Regions from separate parts of the Homo sapiens genome. Here region 1 is linked to region 2. Evidence: chromatin contacts called from ENCODE Hi-C data. All regions are on one chromosome and are shown on one strand. The core of a region is the stretch at or near the end of the contact, and the rest is flanking DNA. Distances in the headings are between cores, read along the strand shown.

The links. Hi-C counts contacts between places; a loop is a spot of excess contacts on that map. Pooled maps may share reads with other maps.
Region 1: a map with no recorded cell type shows a loop between it and region 2 (2.0-fold over the local background). The contact joins two enhancer-like sites. A Hi-C loop is called at or near these places in 4 of 37 single-sample maps with no recorded cell type and 3 of 50 pooled maps.

Annotation. Positions count from the first base shown.
Region 1 is chr6:54,290,628-54,293,345 of GRCh38, forward strand. No RefSeq gene overlaps it. Among named protein-coding and RNA genes, the nearest start is that of TINAG, 16 kb to the right of the region's middle. Within about 2 kb of position 1,289, at least 3 of the 41 ENCODE cell types and tissues checked have a DNase peak (open chromatin) inside an H3K27ac peak, as active enhancers do.
Region 2 is chr6:53,925,302-53,928,001 of GRCh38, forward strand. No RefSeq gene overlaps it. Among named protein-coding and RNA genes, the nearest start is that of MLIP-IT1, 72 kb to the right of the region's middle. Within about 2 kb of position 1,395, at least 5 of the 41 ENCODE cell types and tissues checked have a DNase peak (open chromatin) inside an H3K27ac peak, as active enhancers do.

The sequences.
Region 1 (2,718 bases), core at 39-2,538, 370 kb after region 2:
GGGGGATAAAAATATGACAGAATCTAAAATGAATTCAGCTTGCATTGTGCTTGAGCTGTTGCCTATTCCTGTTCAGATAAATGTGTGTGTTACTGCTTAACAGTTAGTTGTTAGATGCCTAAACTAAGACTCTGAGTTCAGCAGCACGAGTTTTGCACCATGGTGCAAGAGATGCAGAAACAAGGAAGTACGTTGTGTTTGGCTCAACCTAATTTAGTGGTCTAAACTGTGGATGTCCTTCATACGAATAACCTAAATGTGAGAAAATATACTCAACCAGTATACTTATTATCATTTCACCCATAAACTGAGTCAAAAAAAGATAAATAACCTCTAAAAAGAGTACATCAAAAGATAAGGCTAATGCCAGAACCCACATTCAATTTTCGGATTCAAAATCCCAAACTCTCTCTTCTTGACCACACTGTTTTAAATGAGATCATTTCAGACATGTTATTTATATCTCTCTGTAATGTAAGGAATACACATCTCCACCGCCCCCCCATCCCTATTTTTTTGGTCCTTGGGGCTCTGAAACGTTTTAGAAAATGTATTAGTCTTCATTCTCACTTTATTTGCTTGTGAGAGTGGAAACACTTCTCCTTTCTCTCTTCTGGTGTTCACTAGAGCAGCTGCTCAAAATGAGTCAGCTTTCCCAGTCAGCTATGGTTCCTGCCTCATGGAGGGTAGGAAAGGACATACCATCTCTGTAATAACATGCCCAAAGTTGCCTGCTTCTGGTGAGAAACAAGGAGCCCTGTCCTTGTCTGGACCATCATGCTTTCCTCAACCCAGGTGCATCCGTCTCATGTAGTGTGTTTCATCTCATTTTCCTCATTCTGTTCTGATTGAACATCAACATTTTTGAATGGGTTGTTATCATCATCTCTGTGAGCAAATGGGATGTGAATACCCTGAGGATTCCTACTCATGAATACAAATGATTTTTTTATTCTACAAAAGGAAGAAATATGATTGCTGAATATTAATAGCCCTCTGAGAATTAGAATTTAAGATTACACAAGATCTGTTTAATGCTCTTATTATCCAAAGGTGAATGATTGGAAAGGGAGGGGCAAATCCAGGAAATAATTTGGAGAGGAAACTAATATATATTGAGTGCCTATTATGTATCTGGTATGGAAGCTTTTCAATTTATGTATTTTCAATTTATGAAGTCTCACTATTTGAGTAAAATTAGATGACAATTAAAAGTGCTCACCACCAATAAATGGGTTACTAATAATGTTAGGTTATTTTAGTCATTGTGGTTTCTTGAGTCATAGGAAGCTGCTCTCCATGTGTTACTTTCAGGGTAGTTAAGGTAATTTAATGCAAATGACCTTAAAACTGACACATGGAGAGCAGCTATGACTCAAGAAACACCTCCTACGACTCCGTGCTTGATAAGTACAAAATAAGTGCCAGGAAGAAAAGGCATGGTGGGATGGAAAATAGTGATAATTTTTATAAGTTAAAAGTGATGAGGAAATGAATAGCTGTTGTACAAGTGTATGGGATAACTCATTTTTCAATAAGAATAAATCCAAATGACATATCACAAATCATGACATTATACAGGAAGGCCCTGTGTCTGTACTATTGAAATTAATAGGGAAGAGATGAGGAAAAAGAGACTGGAAAAATGAAATTTTTGAGTAACTGCAATAGTTGTTTTTCAACTTATTTCATCTTGTTCTATACAAATGAAATCATAGATTCTTAAGATGAGATATAGAGAAGAGCTTAATTTTTATTTTTTATAATTTTTACTTCCAGGTGATTCTAATCTTCAGCCAGCATGAAAAACACTGGATTAGGAGTGCTGGAGTGAGATTATGAGTTTGCAAATGAAAGGGTTTTTAAGCATTGAGAGTGTGCTGATGACATAAATATGGGATGATTCCCCCAAGTTAGTGATGATTCCATAGGCTGAAAGCCCCTTCAAATTCTCGCATTAAAACAAGTGACAAGGCAATAGATGCTGTTATCACATGCCATGAGTTCCCTTTCACTTGTGTAGAGATCATTGAGAAAGTGTCTGATCTTATTTACACATTTGTTCTTTATTCTGTTAATGTGGTGAATTACATTGATTTTCTTTTTTTTTAACGTTCATTTTAGTTTCAGGGGGTACATGTACAGATTTGTTGTATAGGTAAATTGCATGTAACTGGGGTTTAGTGTACAGATTATTTCATCACCCAGGTGATAAACATAGTCCCTGATGGGTAGTTTTTTGATCTTCATCCTCCTCCCTTCTTTCACCCTCAAGCAGGCCCTGGTATCTGTTGTTCCCTACTTTGTGTCCTATGCACTCAATGTTTAGCTCCCACTTGTAAGTGAGAACATGTGGTATTTGGTTTTCTGTTCCTATGATTTTGAATTTGCTGAGGATTATTTTATGTACAATTGTGTGGTCAATTTTAGAGTATCTGCAATGTGCACATGAGAAGAATGTACATTCTGTTGTTTTGGGGTGTAGAGTTCTGCAGACATCTATTAGGTCTATTTGGTCAAGTGTCAAGTTCAAGTTATGGATATCTGTTAAGTTTTCTGCCTCAATCATCTACCTAATACAGTCAGTGGAGTATTAAAGTCTTCCCACTGTCATTGTGTACTTATCTAAGTCTCTTCATAGGTCTCTAAGAACTTGTGTTATGAATGTGAGTGCTCCTGTGTTAGGTGTATACATATTTATGATAGTTAGGTCTTCTT
Region 2 (2,700 bases), core at 145-2,644:
TTTCTTCTTTTTAGCAAGAAAATAATGTCTCAGTGGGTAAAATAGCCAGAGAAAAAATGAGAGGAAGTGAAATAATCAAAGTCATTGATAATGAATAGAGGGATTGGTAAGAAATCATAAAATGTCTGCCTAGATATTGTTTTTTTTCTGGAAAGTTTGGAGGAATTGTCCTGACTGACCCAATCTTTCTGTCTAAAAACATACTAGCTGGCTGTCAATGAGGTGAGCAGGCAAGGTGGGATCACTCGCACCAGCCTCTCATAGCAGCACTTCTGCCATCTCCTGTGAAATCTACCACACCCAACAAGACATGCTTAGTGAATGGGGTGGAGGCTGGGAAAATTCTGTGTCTGAGAGTTACTCTGAACAGCCAGTCCTTCCCTGGTAAAATGACTGACGCTTGGTCGGCCACAGTGGCTCATAGCTGTAATGCCAGCACTTTGGGAGGCTGAGGTGGGAGATCACAAGGTCAGGAGTTCGAGACCAACCTGGCCAACATGGTGGAAACCTGTTTCTATTAAAAATACATAAAATTAGCCAGGTGTGGTGGCGGGCACCTGTAATCCCAGCTACGCAGGAGGCTGAGGCAGGAGAATTGCTTGAACCTGGGAGGCGGAAGTTGCCGTGAGCCGAGATCGTGCCACTGCACTCCGGCCTGGGCGACAGAGCAAGACTGTCTTAGAGAAAAAAAGAAAGAAAATGAGTGATGCTCTGCCCTGGGCATGCTGCTGGTGTGTGGCAAGGCTGCAGCAGCACTCTCAAACAAGGGACTGCATTGCAGCTGCTTATTAATAGAAGGCAATTAGGGACATTGCCACTCAGTGACATCCATGGAGAGTTGCAATCTCACTTCACCATTGTTGTTGTCTTACCTCATCCAATTTTCCAAAGAGCCAATTAAAAAAAAAAAAGAGATAACTTTATTATGGAAAATTCAAAACATACAAAAGTAGAATCATCATTGACCCTCCTATAGCTATCACTCACCTTCAATAATTAGCAACACAAGACTAAGGCATTTAAAAATGCATGTTTTTAAAACATGTATTATGTTTTAAAATATGTCTATAAGAAAGTGCACAATGAAGCATTTTTTTTTAAAGCTCTGGAAAAGCAAGCAAATGTGCTTTTTAAAACTGCTTTGGAGTTACAATTTTTGAGTCAATATGCCAGTGGAATCATGCATATGGATATAGGTCTGAATCCCAGCCTGCCACGTAGGTATGGACAAACTAACCTCTCTGGGCCTCAGGTCCTTCATCTTTAAAATGGGGCAGTAATAGTCCTTTCAGGCTTAGAGTGAGGATTAAGTGGGATACATAAAACACGCTCTCAGGAAGTGGGTGGCTGCTATTATTACAGGTCTTGCTGTTTTTGTTGTTATAGTAGTGTTATTAGCACCCCTGCAATTCCTGCCACCAAGCCAACAGTGTGTCATCAGATGGGTATGTTCTCAGGAATGAGGACACACACTAGTTCTGATGGAGAAAACTTTATTTGAAAACTGTTTCACCTGTGGTTTTATATATAGACTCCTGCATTATGTAATGGGTGGTGATTTTAATTTGTCCTGTGTGCTTACTTAATGGTAGGTCTAGCAATGGTCTCATGGTAACCACCTCATTTTAACCAGACTTACTAACTAGCCATCCTTAAGGTAAAACTAGATCCTACCAAGAAACCATGAGACAGCTAGTTGAGAAAAGGGTCTCCTTTTCCAGAAAATGTCCCCCTCTTTGTCATATTCTTGGTTTTCTAGGTTCAGGTCTCTGGTGCTCATTTTGCCTTGTCTCTATTTCACCCTGGATTTTCATAACATCTCCTTTTTTACCTCTTGCTTTGTTCTGTCTCCTTTCTCTCAAAGGAGGCTTTCATGTATCAGAAGGAACGAGTCAATTTAAGACATGGATCATCCAGGGAGAAAAACCTGCTGGAACAAATAAATTAGTGCAGCCTGACGTGGGGCATGTAGAGAACACTCCCATCTTGTTGGAGTGGTTTCTTTTTTAAAAAGCAGACAGCTGGCGGGAAAGGGAAACCAGAAAAACCTGATCTGTTCCTTGTGTTCAGTGGGCTGTGTGGAAGATTGGAGATGAGGTTTTGTGTCTGGCAGTAGGCCAGAAGGATAGTGTAACTTTAGACTCTGAGAGTGGGCAATCATTGTGACAAGCATGGATTTTAGCCAAGGGCTCTTGAGTTCTGACTGGACAAGAACCTGACTGGGTCAATCCTCCAAGTTTCTTTTTTTTTTTTTTTTCTTTTGAGACAGAGTCTTGCTCTGTCGCCCAGGCTGGAGTGCAGTGGTGCAATCTCAGCTCACTGCAACCTCCCCCTCCCAGGTTCAAACGATTCTCCTACCTCAGCCTCCCAAGTAGCTGGAATTACAGTTGCATGCCACCATGCCTGGCTATTTTTTGTATTTTTAGTAGAGACAGGGTTTCACCATGTTGCCCAGGCTGGTCTTGAACCCCTGGTCTCAAGTGATCAACCTGCCTCAGCCTCCTAAAGTGCTGGGATTACAGGTGTGAGCCACTGTGCCTGGCCCCAAGTTTCTTTTGCAGCATCAACATTTAACTTCTAAACAAAAAACGAGCTGCCCTTTTTTACAGTAAGATAGTACTATGAACTACAGCAGCCATTCACTGAGTACTTACTATGCGCCCTACACTGACCTAGCTGAACACAGCCTCAGCTTTCCAG